Linked DNA regions of Homo sapiens: region 2 is linked to region 1. A link is an interaction called in ENCODE POLR2A ChIA-PET data of the cell type or tissue named here. Cell type or tissue: PC-3. All regions are shown on one strand. Links, peaks and the distances in the headings refer to the core of each region. The heading gives the core; the rest is flanking DNA.

Region 1 (10,081 bases), core at 4,956-7,455:
ACTTTAAGCATAACACAAAATTTTTGCTTGCCTCTTTGAACTAAGTACAGACTAACTCACTAAGACACTTTTCGGAAACAATATATATCATGATGATCAAATCAGAGAAATTATTTGTCAAAGATCTACTTTTTCAAGCCCTGAGAAAAGAAAGAAATGATTAGTTCCAGGCTATGTAACTTCACCTAGGCTTTTTTCATATGTCAACATCATTTTCATGCTTAAAGAGTCAGAGATTATATATTTGTATGGTCAGAAAATGTTCTAAAACTTAAAACACAAATATTTGATTCAAAATATTTAAATAATACACAGGTATCTCAGTTTGCCTAAAGAGAGAAAAGACAACAAAGGATCAAACATACAAATTAATATGAACAAACAAATTTCAAGATATGCCTATCTTATAGCTTTACTTTGACAAAATTTCCTTTGAAAATGAAATCAAATCAACTTCTTTGAATATCCTGGAATATTAACTTTCTCCATGAGTGCTGGTTCCTGGCAAGAATCATTTAGAGAGTTTGCAAACAGTATGAGGATGTAGTGCAACTTTAGGCTCATCTTACATACTCAAGAGGCACAAATAATTTGTATTAGCTATGTACAAGAAGGAGACGCAATCAATCAAAGCTGAAGAAAATAAGAACTTCTGGTATTTTTTCATAAACATGGCAAATGATACCTCCATCTCTATTCCACAACACTGCCTCTTAAACATTATTTGATTTATAAAATATTAAACATACTGATACGACTTCAACCTGTAGTTTGCATTATTGTGGATATCTATGTAGACAACACAATCTATTGCAGTGCAAATTTTAAATATGCTGGAGGAAGGGGGAAGGTATACACAACATTGTGGATAAATAAAATGTGGGTTCTCATGGGAAAAGGGAAAGTCAAGGCATTTAATTGATGGGGATAGGTAATATGATACTAATTCCTGGTTAAGAAAGAGAGAGAAGGAGAAATTTAATAGCCTTTTACCCAAAACTCAGTTTATATTTCACACCAAATCTGTTTGAAGATTATGACCTTGTAATTAATATAAGGCCTTCAACAGCAGCAAAATCTAACAGTCCTGAATAGTAAAAGCTTAGAAGATTACAAGGTGAAATTCCAATTGCTCTAACTGTGATAAAACAGAAGACAGGTTTCCGAAAGAAAGTCACACCCAGATATGACTGTGTAAAAAAATTGTTAAAATGTTATTAGAAGTTCAGGTTATGAGAAAGATGTTGTAAACTGCTTCAGTTGTTAGTTATTACCAGCATGTATACAGACACCATCAGAATGACTGCAATAATTGATTGACAGACACAGACCGCCAAGTCATTAATTGTCTCTTTCCTTATGATAGGGCAATATAATGTATAATTAGACTATAAGAAGAATATAAAACCAGTGCACTTTACTTGCTATAGAAGTTTGGGCAAACCAAAAAAAGTAATTGCTATATGATGCACATTTGTTATTGTCTAACATCTTAGCATCATTCTTAGGGTGGGACGGGCGGGGGGGTTGGTTTCTGATTTACAGTTCGTGGAAAACAGACTCTATATCTACTACTGAAGTTGAAGATGTATAAGTACCTGGATCCTCTGCCCTGACTCCTACCCTGCTCCATTCTGGGAATTTTAGTCTTGAGACAATGGTGCAACAACATGGAGCTATTTCGATAATTATCTATGGCATAGCTTTACAGCATTCCTGGCATAGTCAGTAGTGATATCCTAAGAAAATAGTTCGTGTGGCCATTTCTTAACCCTTATCCTAGTTTTTATTTCCTCCACACCCATCTTTCAATCTTTTTTTTTTCTGTTTTGCAGTCTTCACATTGACTTTGTGAGCTACTTATTATCTGTCCAGTAAATGTTTGTTGTTGCTGTTTTGCTTAAGTTAGCAAAAGTTGGCTTCTGTTGCTTGCAGACAAGAACCTGGACTCTCATCAGATCTATGATGCCTAAATCATTACTGTAAAAGCCATGAAGAACAGACACAACCAAACTCATTACAATGAAATGATTATAGATAATCATTTACGGTTATCTTTTGGTGGTTGCGGTGTAATTGAAGTTCTATGCTTCCATATGTACTTTTTTGTAAAATTTTTGCACATATTTGACTAAATTCACTTAATGACTATCCCACCGAAATAGGAATTCCAAGATACATTTTGTTTTATTATAATCATTTTCTTAAATATACAAATACAAATATACTGATACAGAGCTAATCCTTGGAAATAAATATTAATTTCATGAATTACTCCTGAAAAAATATAAGAAAAAAGATAACTTCCAAGTTGGCATAAATTCTTTTTCAAAAAATTTGATATCTCCCGAAATGGTGAAAGTTTTTTTAACTTTGAAACTCTTAGAGACTATTCCAGATTATAATTATTTATCTTTGTTACAAATATTTTGGATTAATCATTATTTCTTACAGATAAGCAATTAAGTATTGCTTATATTTTTATAAGAAAAGACATGCTAGGCACAGTGGCTCACGCCTGTAATCCCAGCACTTTGGGAGGCCGAGGCGGGCGGATCACCTGAGGTTGGGAGCTCAAGACCAGCCTGACCAGTATGGAGAAACCCCGTCTCTATTAAAAATACAAAATTAGCTGGATGTGGAGGTGCATGCCTGTAATCCCAGTTACTTAGGAGGCTGAGGCAGGAGAATTGCTTGAAACTGGGAGGTGGAGGTTGCGGAGCACTCCAGCCTGGGCAACAAGAGCAAACCTCTAACTCAAAAAAAAAAAAAAAAAAAAAAAAAAAAGAAAGAAAAGATACACATATAATATATATTTTTAAAATTTTACTTATAAGCCTTTTGTAAACAATTGCTATATTTAGCCCCTTGTAAAACAAATTTAAACAAAAGATCAATTCAAAATTGGTAGCTAATATTGGGAACAATTTATTATATAATCAAAACTACCACTGTACTGGTGACCTATGTGCAAGTGAATATCACTTTAATTTCAAGAAAATCACTTGCGGCCTGACAAAGTGACTCACAATTGTAATCTCAGCAATTTGGGAGGCTGAGGTGGGTGGATTATTTGAGGTTCGGAGTTCGAGGCCAGCCTGGCCAGCACGGTGAAACCCCATCTCTACTAAAAGTAAAAAAAAAAAAGTCACGAGTGGTAGCACACGCCTGTAATCCCAGCTACTAGGAAGGCTGACGCAGGAGAATTGCTTGAAGCTGGGAGGCAGAGGCTGCAGTGAGTTGAGATCCTGCCACTGCACCCCAGCCTGGGCAACAGAGCAAGACTCTGAGAAAGAAAAGAAAAAGAAAAAGAAAAGAGAGAGAGAGGAAGGAAGGAAGGAAGGATGGGAGGGAGGCAGGGAGGGAGGGAAGGAAGGAAATCATTTGCTACATCTTTTATTACTTCAATAATCTTAACAAAACTGCCACAAAACTACTTAGGTACTACACTAATTCATTATTTCAAATAGTCCCATGTAGTTTCAAGAAATCAAAAATATTCCTTTATGCAACAGCTTTGAACTACCTATAAAAGATTTTGAAAAATCATTGGTGTTATCCCAGATGCACTGCATAAATTGGACACTAAAAATTATGAAAATATTGAGAGATTACAAAATTATTTCACTTCCTGTCAAAAATCTCATGAAGGCTAAATTCAAATATGTATATTATGATATGTGTGTATGCAAAACAAAACTCTTAACCCTTCTTTCTCAAACTTGACTACAATTCTAATAAAGTTTCAATTCCTGTTTGGAGTATCTTTATAGGCTCAGACACACACACTACTCAAATCAGCTGCTTTTTGCTGCAAATATACTTAATTCTGGTTAAGTTGGTCCTTGTAGTTTTGATATCAATCAAACCCAAGACTTTCCTTTAAGATTTCTTGTTTACACTTTTGTGAGAATCTTGCAGATATGATTGGCTGATTTTTTCATTGCACTTGTAGCTAATTGCCTGTCTGAAAATAAAATTGAGAACACATTCATCTAAAATAATTTAGTCATCCATCTTTATTAAGCTAAAAGAATCGATCTGAATTTATATGCTTTTGTTGGAATCCAAATTGAATTCTTAAATTAATATGCTTTTTCCTTTATCTCTTAATTTGATTTCTAAAACTTAAAAAATCATGTAAAAATTCACTAATGACTTTATCACATGTTCATTCTGATTAACATATATTCAAAAATAGAAAATGGCTAAAAGTGAAAGTTTAGTAAATTTTCTTTTTATAATCTGTTTTCAATAAGCATATAATTTTTCAGAATTGGATCATTCCAATATATTCATTATCAAATTAGGATACTTTCAAACATTTAACTTTATTCATATTTTCTGACAATTTCAAGAACTCTATTTCTCCTATTTTTTCTAATTTTCAATTAGAAATTCTCTTTGCTCCTTTTTCTTGGCAGAAAAATCTTCACTGCAAAAAAATTGCTATTTACATTTATATTTTAAACATTGGAGCTCAGAAGACAAAAATATTTAAAATAGTGTGATTTGCTTTCTGAAAATTATCAAAATACTTTATAAAGCCAAATATATCATCCCTATTTTTTACTTCACTTATTTTTCTTCTGATATGTCCTGATTACAAAACTACATTCAGAGAAAATATTTTGAAGTAAAGATGGAATCCAAAAGTTCTATTCCCCAATTTTCAAACAGGTCCAATGCATCTCTTTACCTGAAAAATGCACTGTATCATCAAGTTTTGGGTTCCTGATGATGGCTTTACTTGTTGAGCTACCAATTCAAAATAGTGTAACATTCGTGCTAAATGGCATATTATAAACCACAGTGTCCTTGCTTTTTCTACTTGGGGTGAAAATTGTCTTATTTTGAAATAGAAATGGTCTCTCTGATCGCCAAATGAGGGCAAAAAATCCGTAACCCTACTGAAATGTGCCTAAAGCACTGTGATATGGAATATTGAATATGATTTAGCTAGACTCTGAGTGTACCTTACACATAATAGGCACAAAACAAATGTTTGGTGATTGAAGAAATAAATGATTCTACCTAGATTCTGGTTCCATGTCTAAAGAAAACTCCTCAAAAAATAAGAGATTTAGGTAAGGGAAGAATATGTTTCGTCTACAAAGTTCTTTAATAAAAATCTTAAAAAGTTATATAAGTCTTTTCTAGAACTCCTTTGGTTTTGGTGCATGGAGTATTAGAATGAACTTTTAATTTTATTTTTTCAGGAAAATTAGATTTTGATAAATTAAATGAATAGTCCATTCATGACCAGGTAGGAAATGAATTCTGTATGTTGATCAACTTCAGTCCTGTGAGTTATTTAGGAAACTGTTAATCACCATCTGGAAATGCATTGAATTACATCTGTCTGAAAGGATAGACACTGTTCTACGAGATAACTTTCTAGTTAAACATGGAGAGATGACAATCAACTGGGAAATCCCAGTTAATGGCATGATTTCTTGTTTCTCTTCATTTTCAGCTAGGTTTTGTGGCTATATAGATGGTAAGTGACAGCAGGCTGATCCTATGACATTACTGTTCAAATGTGGATGGAAGAATAGATGTCCAGATCAAGCTTAGAGCCTTTCCTAATAAGAAGGCTAATTCAGAGTTGTTTAATTGTAAATTTTACAGATATACACAACAAAATCATGAATAATGCCCATTTATTACTTAATGCTTATTGTGTGTCAGGTTATTTACAAATACTGTATCTGTTAATCACAGCAACTCTGACTGGTATTATTCTTTACATTTTACAAATGATAAAACTGATGTTTTGAGAATTGAAAGATATGTAAAATAGAAAAAATACTTAAGCAAGATTTGAACTCATATTTAATTTAAAATTCCAGCTTTTACAACTACAAAATGCTGCCTTCTGCAGTTCATGCTGTATTTTATTTAGATTTAGAAAATCTTTTCCTATCCTCATGATAGAATACACAGGCGCAACTGGAGGTAGACAGTTCCAAGGTTAATATAAGTATGTTCAATTTTATAACTTTAGCTTAAAAAATTATTTTAATGACTTTTTTTTAACTAAGTACATACTAAAAATTTTCCAAACTTTCTAAAAGACTGAAAGAAGACAGGTGATTTGAAAGCTAGGATTTCTTTCCTTTCTATTTTAAAAACAAAGAGAAAGAAATAGAGACAGAGGCTGAATGTGACTCGGTGGCAGTGGCTTTGTTATGTAAAGAAACTTCATCATGGAGTTAAGACAATATGTTCGACCTGACTTGATTAGCTCTTTTATACTGAACCCAGGTAGGTGAGATACAAGAGGTTAGCTAATTTTAAACATCTATTTTTTAACTTGAACACAATAGGTCTAGAGGTACCTCTTCCCCACTTTTCTGTAGGTCAGCTGTATAAACCTATGTATGTGATACCCACAATCCCATGAGAAGTTCTAAGTTGTTATTGCTAGATGAGCTAGTTCCAGAAGTCCTCTGAGGGTCAGCATTTTTGAAGGATAGACAATCTACTACTTTTTCTACCACAAATTTAGTAATTTAATAAAGAATAATATTTAATCAGTATTTCATCATTAAATGTCACTTTAAAATAACAAAAATATAGGATACATTAGTTTACTATACCAAATTGCAGAATATCTCCTTTTTATACCTTTCAAAGCTGTGACGAGTATTATTTCAACATAGTGTTCAAATAAAAAAGCAATGTAGGAAATAATAAGCATAATCAATCATTGATCACATAAGGAATTCAATATACACTAATCACATATTTCATCTTTGAATAATGAACTTCACTCATGCGAAACATTAATAATACTATCTACACTGAGGTAGTAGAGCTATTTATCTAAAGATTTGTCTGAGAATAAAGAACATGAAATCTAACATGCATCAAAAGCATTCTGGTCTCATTTTAAATCCATGATTCTCTTCAGTATTTTACTCAGGTTCTGGGATAGCTTCAAATATGGAAGAATAAGTATTTGTTCCTCCCTCACAACCATTTAAATTTGAAAATAAGAATCCTTAGTCTAACACTAACTCAAAGGGTCATTTACTCCACCTCCTTAAATTTTGACAGATCTGAATTTTACCTACCACTTTGGAAATAAACACCTTCAAAGAGACATTAAACTTCTTCTGTAAGAATATATTCTACTGTTTCCTCAAAATGTTTGCTAAATTTTAATAAGCACTTGTTTACTTTTCCTCTTCCTCTTAACATCTCATTTGTTTTTTTCTCAGTGCTTTATCTGCATCTCTTGTACAAGTGGTTCTCAAACTTGGATGGACATTACCGTTACGTGGGGAGTTTTGTTTAAAAAACATCACAATGCTTGTCTTACACCTCCAAAGTTCTGATTCAGTCGCTTTGGATGAGGCCCAAAGATCTGTCTCTTTTAAAAGCCTCTGAGATGATTCCAATGCCCAGTTATTGGGGAACACTGGCTACATATTCTAAATGTAATAGTCATAAATATCTACAGAAATATAAACTATTTATTAAAACAGGATGGCTAATAATCACACATACATAGCTGTATTCAAGACATAGCATAAAGCAAATAGAAAAAGATCATTAATAAGAAAAAAAAGACAAGAAAACCTCACTATCCACTTAAAGTACCATGAATTAATTCCCAACATAAAGATTGCCATTAATCTTATTCTCCCATTCCTTATTACCAGAAGCTTCCTGAACTAGTTTTGCTGTGGTGAAGGCTCTGTAGCTTTGGTTTGCTAGCCAGGTTGGTTTTTGTCACTTTGATTCTGACAGGACCGGTGCCAACTTTTAGGCAAACAAGTTACACCTGGTGAAGAAGAATGTGTCAAAGGGGCAACTGCTACAGCTGTTACACAAAACAGGTACTCACTAGCAAGGAATACCTGGAATATTTCAGTGATTCTCAGCCCCAGTTGCACTTTATATTCTTCTGGAGACCTCTGAAACTCTCATGGTAACTGCTGATACCCAGGCCCCACCGCCCCAGAGACCTGAGGTGGGACTCAGGCATCCTATGCTTTGTCATCTCTCCAGGGGTTTGTTACACACAGCTAGAGTGGAGGACCACTGACTGAGATGGGTTTTTAAAACCCTCAAGGTCATACGAATGTAGTCAATTTGTAATATCCCCATGAGAACAAAATCTGAGGGAATCCTTTTCACTTTTTCACACACCTTCAACTCTTCTTTCTGACATTTTCTCCCTTTGTATTTAACTAAAGCTTGCTCTTGTCCATTTTGAAATTCCTTTATTTTTTAAAATAACAGGGGTATGGAGTAAAGACATTACTGTGATTTGCTACAAATCCTTTCAAACAGTGGCTTTCATCAGAAGTAAATAGACATTTGAGATTTTGCTCCCTCTGCTATATTTTGTTTAATTTATCTATATTCTTAATTCTTCACAGTTTAAGTGCTAAAGACATCCATCATTAATTCCTCAGAAGTAAGAAAAATATAGCAAACACGATGACAAGTTGAAAAGCTTTTTTCCTATCTTCTCAACTATCCAGAAGTAAAATGGCTTTAAAAACCTGTGATATTATTAATAATGAAAACAAGCAAGTATACACACAGTGTTCTTACATAGCACTATGTACTAGGATGTCCTAAATGTTTTTCAGATAATAATTTATGTAATCCTAGTAACAACCCAATAAAAAAGGTAATATTTTACTTCTATTTTACAGATAAGGAAAGAGAGATTAAATAAATTTCTCAAGGTTACCTATCAAGTAGGTGACAGATAATCTGTTCTTTAAAATCTATGCTCTTAACTTAAACAGTGTGTTGTCTCTATAAGAATTAAGATTTACCTTTTTTGGGTAGACAGATAATTTTCCATATTATTATGCTTATAATTAATCGGCTCAATCTTCATAGTCCAGTAGGATAATGCAACAGAAATGATATATGGTTTTCATGGAATTTTTTTCTAGTGATAAAGGTACCAGAAAATCTCTTTGAAATCATTAAAGGCAGCCTCAGATATGAAAAATAGGTATATGCATGTTGAAATCACCTAGAAATTATCATTTAGAAAATTAAGTTACACTGGCCACCACTTCAAAGAAGGAGTCACTTTGAGTAAACTCTGGGTAAATCCCCTCAAAAGAGTTCCTATAAATCAAGTGAAAAGTTCCATTTTGGGGAAAAAGATGAGAATTTTTTAAATCCCCATATGTTTAGAAAAAGTCTAATTGCTTTACAGTTTCACAACTGGTTTTAAAATTTTAATCAGTTAATAAAAGCTCCCTTCAGTGAACGACCTCTGAAAGCCAACCAATCAATGACAGTCTCACTCTTTGAAAGACAGGCAATCAGCAGTATACTCACTCTAGTGAAAAAGCTTCCAAGGCCTAAGTCAACCCACCCCTATTTCAGTAATCTACATGCCAATAAACTAAATGACACCAGGAGTTTGCCTTGCTCAGTCAGACTGGGCCAGACTAACATAGCTCTTCCTTACTTTACTTTTTCGATATCACATAATGAGTGGTGATCTCTTCTATCAATATAGCATAAAATTCTGTTTAAACTGTTTAAAACTTAAATTTACTTGAACCCTAAAATGTATTCATAATAGTAATTTGGGGTTTATAATGTGGGAAAAGTTAGATCAGTGCTGGCCCAGTGTCCCTACAGCAGAAAGGGACCCATGGACAAGGTTTCATATGTGAACTAAAAAACTGTATATGAAGAGCTGCATCCTTTAAGACCATGCACAGGGCAACCTCCAACTGAGACAGTGCAGTGTCCTTTCATGGAATCAAGCTGACCTTAACTGCTTGTGGGTAAGGTAGGCCTCACTGCATCACAGAACATCATTTGTTAGATGGGCAGTCCCATCTTCAACACTGACATGACATAGTACAGAAAAGCAACAGCAGCTGGAGACTGGGAGGAGCAGGCTTTTATCTCTCCCTCCATTTGGCTGGAAAGGCTAGACACCATTTGAAACATGTAAACCTTTAAGGTTTTGAGCAATTCAGCAAGAAAAATGTCAGAGGTAGATCTTTAAGAGGTAAGTTGTATACTTCCTGTTACTAAGACATACAGGTTCTCAAAGAATAAAAATATAAGAGAAAATAAGAAA
Region 2 (10,081 bases), core at 2,548-5,047, 100 kb before region 1:
CTGTTTTATTCCACAAAAACAATTTGAAGACTTCAGTTTTTTTTCTGTTTAACTCAAAGATCAAATTACGCTACAAAGCACCAACACAATCCTTAGTGCTGAATAACACAAAGGTGCAGTCTTGAGAGACTAATACTTTGTCTGTAATGGATTTATTAAGTATATTATTATCTTCAGTTTAGGTTTGCATGTTTGAGTGAGCTGTCACACTTCTCCATCATTAAATTCATGCCCTTTCTCTTTAGAACCTCATACAGATATTAAGGGCTTCATATATAAAAGTTAATATTTATTAAGAATTTATCATGCATGCATTTTCAGATTTAATCTTCACACAACCTTATGAATTGAGAGTATTTTTGTCATCAATGTAGAGATTTTGAAAACCAAAAAATAAAAAATAAGAAAAAACTTGTGTGACTTTAGTGGGGTTCAGTAATAATTCTATGATCACATAACTATGAAGTAGAAGAGCTTGAAATTGAGCTTGTTTCTCCCATTCTTGCATCCTGCAATGCTGTGTTTCACTATTTAAAATGAGTTACAAGTTGAGCAGATAGCAGTACAGAAGATTGGAAGGGCTGTGAAGCTTATCAACAGGAGGAAAAATGGACATTTTAAACGAGATACAGAGGAAGAGGGAAAAGCTGAAATGTGAAAGAAGAGGTCAGTATTACCACAAAGCACCACAGCAGATATCTATATTGATAAGCCCAAGTAATTGCCCAACAGTTTAGACCAAAATATAGCTAGAGCTTACTGTTTTAAATTTTAGAGTACTATATAATATATATATAAATATTTCTGAAACATGGGTACTTTTAGGGGGCGAACTGTATAGAAGGGATTAGCTGCTGTTTCTTTCCCTTCCTCCCTTCTTTTCTTCATCTCTCCATCACTGTTTTCTCTCTCTCTTCCTTGCTATTTTACTTTGTTTAATTTATAACATTTAATTAGGAAAAACAAGATGCTCAGCACCTTTATTTAATATTGTTAACTTTGTATACATACATGGGGATTATGAATGCTAACTATATTACAATAAGAAATATGCGAAAATCAACCTTCTGATACATGATGCCATTTGCTATGATGTCGTAATTTTCAAATGGTTCAAAAGTACAATTAAATTATATTTTCATGTAGGCAAAACACATGCATGACTTCTAAATTATGCATTCAATTCTTGACAGACTTTGAAGATTCGTAGACACACTTTTATTTGGTTTTAAGCCATGGAAAATACTTTAAAAACAGGAATAGAAGTTGAAACTTTCAGTTATTCTTGCTCTAAATTTACTTTTTTAAAGTTTGATTGCTAAATTGCAGAATAATGACACAGTCTTAAGTCTTTATATTATAACCCATGTTTGAAGTTGTATCTCAACAAAAAATACCCTTTGTAGATATAGTAATATTTGGTTTAAATCATTTAAAAATAATTTACTTCCATCATTGGAAAACAGAAAGTAGTCTGATTTGAAAACAGCAGCAGATTTAGCTTTCAAAACATTAAACTATTACTTTCCAATTTTGTATTCTAGTGCTGACCATGTTGTCCATGACAAATGGAGCAGCTCTGGAGTCTTAGAATCATAAAAGATGGAGACATTGTTTTTTGTTTTTTTTTTTTTTGCAATTACTTCTGAGAATTAGGTAAGAAGTGCCTTATTAAATTATTCAGTGAACAAGCATGTTATTTTAAAGTACCAAGATAGTGTTTGCTTTTCATTTTTGTTCATAAAATGTCTTCAAAAGTTGTCTTAATAAAAAAAGAGGCAAGTTTGCCTTCCTATACAGATCATATGTAAAAACATCATTTGTGACACTGAATTAAAGATTTGTTTTCATGTAAAATATTCATAGAATGTCACTTAAAGAGATTTCTTCAGTTCATTCATACCAGGGAAAATTATGATGTATCAAAAGCTTCAATAGGAAAGGTGTCTTTCTCTTCTTTCCTATCTTTTTGGCCCCACTGCCTCATTACATTAGGCCATATCAGTGCTCATACATACAGCTCATACACACACACACACACACACACACACACACACACTCACACAACATGAATATTTTATCTGTTAAATATTGATTTCCTTTTTTGTGCCCATTGCATTAGGCACCCTATATCTTTAAGGCTAACTAATTAAATGCATCTACAGATTTTATTTTTGGGAAACAAAAAATAGAGTTCCACCAACTTCTACCGCAAGAAAAGTAGAGCAAATGTTGGTTTCTAATAATTAGAATAAATAAAACAATATTCTTTTGACTGCATTTATCATTTGGATTGAACAAATGTTCTTAAGGGAAACAAAAAGGAAACTAGAATAAATGAAACTTTTAGTTCAGCAAATATCACAGGTATGCAAATGCTTCATGTAAAATAAGTTATCAAAATGTAATATTTCTCAGCATTAACTTTAGCTGCCAAAACTAGAGGATTTCTTATTGATCTTCCCATTGTCCATTCATTAACTATTGATTGTAAATCACCAATATATATAAATATTTTCTCACTAAACCTCTAACTCAATATTTTAAATGTAATTATTTTCTGGATTCAGTTGTGTTTGAAATTCAGAGTGTCAAGTCTGCTTTTCTTTAAATAATGCTACTCCTCCGTAATTTGCAAGAAGCAATTTACTTGAAAGTACAAACAAATACCAATTCTCATTTCCTATCTCTCATTTTCCTCCAGGCTCTTTCCAAAGGCTTGTCTGTCTAAGCATGCTTTATGGACTTAAGCAGTGCTGAAGTTATACACTGGCCCAATAAGGGACAACAATATGTAGATGTCAAGTCACATATCTAAAAGCCATTTGCTTATACTAGTTTCTATTTATATTAAAATATAAATCTTATCTGATGAATACACAAAAATGTTTCATTTGTAGGAAACTACAAAATCATTTGGATGTCTGGCCCTTTAAAATTGTCATTATAAGGATAAAAAAGTATATAAGAATAATGAAAAAACTAGCTAATATTGACTAATATCTTAGTATATTACAGAAAGTACTAGGTAGTGATGCATATTACTGCATTTATAAAAAAAAGCAATAGAGTTTTTGGATTTTTTGTGTAATTTAATTATGCACAAATGGATAATTAATCAAGATATATATTCATCTGTAATTTCACTGCACACAAAATTGGCTTCTACAGGAAAGGGGGTTGATATGTACTGTGGATTTAGACAACAGCCCAACCTCCATGTTTCAGAGGGATTTCCTTGATTTCTAGTTGTCTTGTAGTACACAGTAACTTTTTGTTATTATTGCTTCTGGTAGAAATGACCCTAAGTAGAAAGTCAAATGCTTTCATTGAATTTTATAAAATTAATTTCCATACTAGAGTGCTATTCTGCAGTTTGGGATTTTGTGAGGGTCTCGGTATCTGTTTTACTATGTGTCAGGTTGTCACTGAGAGAAATGTGAGTACATTGTGACGAATTAATGTTTGTCTAAAAGTTTAAATATTTAAAGCACTCTCCCAAAAAATAAACTGTTATAAATACGTAGCTAAAATGAACCTAAAGCCTTTCCTCTAAGTCTTCAGCTTGAGGAAACTAGCACAACTATAACTGGGGAACTTGGTCGATGCTTTTTCTGCAGCAAGATGTGGATTTCACAGCACATATCAGAAAGCCATTTGCAGTTCATAGTTCCTACCCTGCAATGTTGGGATTTTCTCATCAATCTCTTCCTAGAGATTAAATTACATACATTCTTAGTATTTATGATCAAACCAATGAGATCTCCTCCTTCATGACTGCAGATTATTTTTCTCCTCATTTCAAGAGATAATCTAATAATTTAATATCATAATTATGCTTCCCCTTTGCCCTCCCTAGCTCGGATGTAGAGATTCCCTCCCAAATTCATTTTTAAACGCTGATTTAGTAACTACTGCACAGCCAAAATAAAATGAACTTCTCTTTACTCATTCAGCTGCATGTTCCCAGACAAAATGTTCATTTAGAATCATGACTAACTGTTGATTCATAAAGAAGTCTGTTGGTTTTCTGCCTTTTTCAACCCAGCTGAATTACATTTTACCTCATTTCTGAATTTTAGCTCCAGAATATATTTGATGGACAGTTGAAGCAAATTGGGCCGTAATCATGCTGCATAACTATGTTTAATACATGCTTCCTTTTTCTTACCAATGGAATGTATATTGAAAGATACAGCAGCAATGAGTTCCCCCAAATCTCTGGGACAATCCACAGAAAACAGAAGAGATGACTAGAATGGAAATTACAGGGTTGCAGAGAGGACCTCCTATCTCCTCTTTCTAGAAGACAATGCCAAGTTTGTGGCAAGGCTCTGTCTCAAGGGGCATTCTACACAGAAATTTTTTTTAAATTTATTTAATAGGCCTAGAAGGAAAATTATCAGGGAAAATGATATCAGGATCTTTATAGCTGTGCCCTATTCCAGATAAACCACTAACTCACTACTTTGTAAATATAGTCAAAGGGTTTTATAATGTAAATATTATCTGTAGCAAATACAAAGAAACTTGCTTTGTTTTAATCCATCATATACTGGTGAAGATTTTCAGTATTTGACCTCTGAGCACAGTTAGAATTTTTTTTTTTAATGGAGTTTCATTCTGTCACCCAGGCTGGAGTGCAGTGGTGAAATCCTGGCTCACTACAACCTCCACCTCCCGGGTTCAAGCGATGCTCGTGCCTCAGTCTCCCAAGTAGCTGGCATTATAGGTGCGCACCACCACACCCAGCTAATTTTTGAATTTTTGGTAGAGACAGGGTTTTGCCATATTGGCCAGGCTGGTCTTGAACTCCTGGGCTTACGTGATCCAAAGGTGCTGGCATTACAGGTGTGAGCCACCATGACCGGCCAGGTTAGAAAAAATTATAATTGCTGTATTTTAACCTGAATTTTCAAAAGCTTGTTTCTGTATACAAAATAAATACACAACAATTATAGAACATTTAGAAATGCAAAATATAACGGAAAAGTAGAAATTATCCATAATTCTATCTAACCAGTTATATAATTGGCCCCTACCACACACATTTTTGTCACTGGTAGGTTGAACAAGGAAAATTCATGTAATGTACCAAAAGCAATAGAACTTTCTTTCCCATTACTCTTTTAAAAGTATCCCTAGAGGTTCATTTTTCCTGAAACACCTACATAAAAAGTTGGACTGTCCCACTATTCCTCTGACTATTGTTAATAATAAAAGTCCTATAATTGATTTGAGTTAGCAGAGTCTTAAATAAGTAATTAGGTTTCCTAGTCTCATCATGATCAAAATTCTACTCTTGATTTAAAATCGTATCTTCTTGCCCCTCCACCAGCTCAGGTCTGCTTTTGGGGAAAGGGGTGTGGTCTGTTATTTCCTTCCCAATGTATTAACTATACTCTTACCTATCTGTTGTTGGAGAAGGCTTAGAAATTAGAGGTTCAGTGGGTAGGATTTTTCTTATGTTACTGTGCTTGTCCTATGGAAGCTCCACACGTTCTGGGGCTCACAGATGTTTAAAGCTGCCTTTGGATCTCCTGGGCATTTGTGAATTAACTGAAGCAGTACCTACTGCAATTTACTTGATGTAGACAAATGCCGCTTTAATCTGGCTGGTCACTGCCTAATGAGTCACCATTACAAGTGGCAATTTCAGTACAGGCGTGAAGGCAGACCACACTGGCTCTCTGTCACATGTGCTTATGACTGACCCATGGGAAACGCATGCATATTTATTTTTCTGCTGCCTACTCATGGGATGCAGGCCAATGTCAACACAGATAATTTATTTTTGTATTTATTTATTAAATGCTTAGTAAACCCATCTCTTACCTTTAGGCTTCTCAGATAAATCAGACACCATTCTATCACGTCCCCCACATTGCAGGGGACATACATTAAGCCCTCCATGTGGTTCCATTGAAGCCCCAGTCACCAGGCATGCAGCTGAACTTATCATAAATCTCTCCAAAATTCCTCTTCATAAAATCCTCTCCCCACAATCTCCAAACCTTTTCTATCTCAGATATGAGTGATAGGTTTAATAGTCTAACCTATTTTACATTATTTCCTTTAAAATATTGATGCTTGGTAGCTAACTTTGAAATGTTCACGTTTCTTTATCATGGAATCCTAGCTAAAAATTCTAATTTAGCCTCTTAATTATCTCTCTATCTATTGATGTATTCTAGCTCCCACCACTCCACCCCACACAGGCAAGTATACATACACATTCAAGACGGGATCTGAAATGAGACTGCCTGGGTTGAAAGCCTGATTGTTTCTTTCTTTTTTTTTTTTTTTTTTTGGTGGTGGGGGCGGAGGGACGGAGTCTCGCCCTCTGTTGCCCAGGCTGGAGTGCAGTGGCGTGATCTCGGCTCATTGCAAGTTCTGCCTCCCGGGTTCAAGCGATTCTCTTGCCTCAGCCTCCCAAGTAGCTGGGACTACAGGCGCCCGCCACCACGCCTGGCTAATTTTTTGTATTTTTAGTAGAGACAGGGTTTCACCATGTTGGCCAAGATGGTCTCAATCTCCTGACCTCGTGCTCTGCCCACCTCGGCCTCCAGAAGTGCTGGGATTACAGGTGTGAGACACCGCGCCTGGCCCCATCGTTTCATTTAACTAGCTCTTTGTCTTTGAGCCAGTCACTTTTTCTTTTTGTGTCTTACTCCATTTATAATCTGAAGATAATAATAGTCCCTACCTCAACAATATGATTATTTTGAAGATTAATATAATACATTTTTTAAAGGCTTAGAAAATTATCTAGCACATGTCATTAATAATGTTACCTTCATAGGCAATAATAAAATCACTAGTATTGTAATTATTATAAATGTTCTCTTGATCTTTTTTTTGATTTATGAGGATTTTTACATGTCATTAAATATTCTCCTTTACATCAAATTGTTATAGCATATTCAGAAAATCAGTATAAAGGCAGCATGATTTTCAAATACTAAATTGGATGTATATATCATTTCTAATATTTTGTCACATCATCGGGCATTACTATGTTTATCACCTCTGTGTGCCCCCCCACCCTGACCCCAACCTTAGAATACATTGATTGAACAGGAAATTCTGGGTTAAAATATGATTATTTTAAGGCTTTTAATACATATTAAAAATTATCCAGCAAAAATTTAGTATCACTGTATATTCTGTTTTCAAGAGTATCTTAAAATTCTGGCCCATCTAATCTACTATTAAACACTGATTTAAGGATAAGAGTATTATTGGAAGATAATAAAAAAAAAACAGACATAGGATGTTCTCTAGTTTCCTAATAGAGTGTGCCAAGAGATTCCTGGAAATGTTTTTGGACCTGGGAGTTAGCAAAGCTCATTTAAGGTTGAATGAGGAGAAATCCAATATATCTTCAGAAGCAGAGAGTTTTGCTGACATAACTACACTAATTTTTTTTTTTTTTTTTTTTAAATAGAAAAAGGAAATGAAGCAAGAATGAGCAGTAGTGGCTGTCTATTGTGCTGGTTCATCATCAGAAACTTAATTACATAAGTGTATCTGTGGATGAGTGTTAATAAACTTCCATTCAAATAAAATAAATCAAAATTCTGCTACTCTTAGCAATTATATTTTAATTAAAATCCTGATCACAGTTAGTAACTGTAGTTGTATAGTTGACAAAATAATCACTAAAGGGTGTAAATCATCTAGATACTTGTCTAACATAGAGAACATGATAATTAGTCCATTTGATAATAGATTAGAAGTTTCACATATGTCATAAGATGAACACAGGGTGGTTCTCATTTTTTACTATTCCAGATAGGTACCATTATGAAGAGTATGCCAATTTTATTAAGGTCCCACAAACTCAGTGTTACCTGACTTAAGGTATTTTCTCTCTAAAGAAATAAGGGCATAAATATATTGTTCTTAAATATCTTAAATTAAAATGTTCTAATGTGGAAAAGCCATCTTTCTGTGACACTCTCTGCCTCTCTTTCTTCCTCTCCCCTTCTCTCTCTCACACACCTATATGCACACACACACTCCACACTCACAAAAGCATATAATTCCAACAAAACAAGGCAAAATATTGACCAAACCACTGAATAACATTCACTGGACCAACCTTATAAAGCAGTGGCAATTTTCCTAATTTCAGGAGTGCGATCTGATTTGTTACGTTTTTTATTTTCCTAATCCTTTTTAAATCATCTGCCATTCCATAACTCACATCGATGACTTCAGCCTGAAAGAGGAGAAAAAACAAAGAAAAATAAAGCCTCAGAGGAAGAAGTATAGCCAATTGTCCATTTAGTATAACAAAATTATTCATCATAATTTGAAATGTTCAATATAGAATTAATTCTATCTCTTACCCTGTCCCAATTACCATAAACATGACCTTTCTATTTCTATCAAGGTACAGCAATTCTTCTGGGCACTAGAGAAAATGTGTGAGTCATTTTTGCTTTGCTCTCTCTCTCTTCTAAAAAATTACAAACACAGTTCATTCTTCTAACAGACATTTGGGATATTCTACATTCATGTTTCTGGAATATGAGCCATTTTACAAAACATTGAAAGATTAATTTCCTTAAGGTTCAACAGCAATTATATAATGCTCAGGCTTGAAAGAAAATTCAAAGGTTTTCTATTGCTATCCAAATTAAGTGCAATGTCCTCACTTGCATGGTCATCCTGAACAGCTGCTCATGATGCTCCATTCAACATTGTGCAATAGCCAGCTGTGAATGACAAATCCTTGAGTCGTGCAGAATACAACCTGTTCAACCACATGTGGCAGTCTAGCAACCCAGGACTTTAGAACATGGCCCCAAATTATCATTTCTGTCACATTTCCCACTACTCACCTAGAGTTACATTTGACCTCAATGTTACCCATTTTTATAAGTCCTCTGTGTTAATGCAAAAAAGAAAAAATCTCATGCCTTTCTGGAGATTTCAATAAAAACCTTCTCTTGTAGTGAATCCTTTCCTTCTCCTTAAAAAGCACTGAACTGCAGATTCATATATTCCTATGGGCCAAGACGATTGATTTTAGCTTTACTCTCTGTAATATCTATTTATTATTAAAACAATAGTTGTTATGCTTTCCAATGATTATATTATAATGTAAATCTGCTATTTCAAATTATAGCATATATCCACAGAGAGGCTGATTAAAAAAGAAAACAGTTAGTCATGGCAAATCATGAAAAAAATAAAGATGGAGAATCCAGATCACCAGCTTTCCATCCTTCTCGATTGAAACTAATGCACTTCAACAAGTTTCATACATAATACTTCCATAAAAGATTCATCTGAAGAAAGAGCATTGTTTCTATAGGAACATATGAATACCTCCAAGAGATCTGTAAATCTGTTAGAGAAAATATTTCTGGCATGAAATATTTCTTCAGCCATCACATTCATCTGTATCTGTAAAAACTCTATGAATACATTAACGTTCATTTCAAATGTCACCTACCTGATGAATTTTATTTATCTGTTGCCCAAATATGGCCTCTCTCTACTTTGGCTCCCAGAGTAATCTGTTTTTGCCTCTCTTAAGGCCCTCACTAGACATGTCTGCCAGTTTCAGTTTCCAATACAGGGAAATTCCTTGGTGAAGAGCCCATTACATACCCATACTCGCCCAGGTGTCCAGCATATGCTATGGACTCAGTAGGGTTGAATCAAAATGATTATAGCTCATACAATATCTCTAAAAAGTTAAGCTGTACTTTCAAATGCATTTGTCAGGGAAATTTAATTGTTAAAAACACTTCTGTCAGAATGATTTTCATTATAATTTTATTCCTATTAAAAATGATTAAATCAGTGCCTTTAATACATTTTTTAGTTGGCTGATACCATTACCATATAAATAACTGTTGATATATGATTTTAAAAGTCTGATTAAGTAAATGATCACATAATATTAATGATTACATTGCAAAAGTGAGAAAAATTCCTATTTTTCATTTGATTTCTAAGCTACCTACTAATTATTTGTGATTCACTGACAGCATCTTATAATAAGGCTATTACTCAATTGGTAATGTAAGTGAACTTTTTTTATATGTAGCAGAGGTCAAGGAAA

The links. ChIA-PET counts read pairs that join two places held together with the same protein. Peaks named below come from ENCODE experiments on the same cell type or tissue, not always from the same donor. Only the 100,000 strongest peaks of a DNase experiment are listed, where the experiment ranks them.
Region 2: POLR2A ChIA-PET joins it to region 1 with 6 read pairs; 2 of 35 experiments call an interaction of 5 or more read pairs at or near these places.

The regions. Positions count from the first base shown.
Region 1 is chr3:175,153,067-175,163,147 of GRCh38, reverse strand. All of the region lies in intron 2 of NAALADL2 (N-acetylated alpha-linked acidic dipeptidase like 2), which reads right to left. Among named protein-coding and RNA genes, the nearest start is that of NAALADL2-AS3, 43 kb to the right of the region's middle. In PC-3, for the core only: no CTCF peak of the experiment used is centred there; no DNase peak of the experiment used is centred there.
Region 2 is chr3:175,254,554-175,264,634 of GRCh38, reverse strand. NAALADL2 (N-acetylated alpha-linked acidic dipeptidase like 2) reads right to left here. Exons shown (of 14, transcript NM_207015.3): 4 at 8,105-8,224. The region is part of intron 1 of NAALADL2-AS2 (NAALADL2 antisense RNA 2); the gene reads left to right. Among named protein-coding and RNA genes, the nearest start is that of NAALADL2-AS2, 12 kb to the left of the region's middle. In PC-3, for the core only: no CTCF peak of the experiment used is centred there; no DNase peak of the experiment used is centred there; H3K4me3 peaks cover 320 bases; H3K27ac peaks cover 1,869 bases.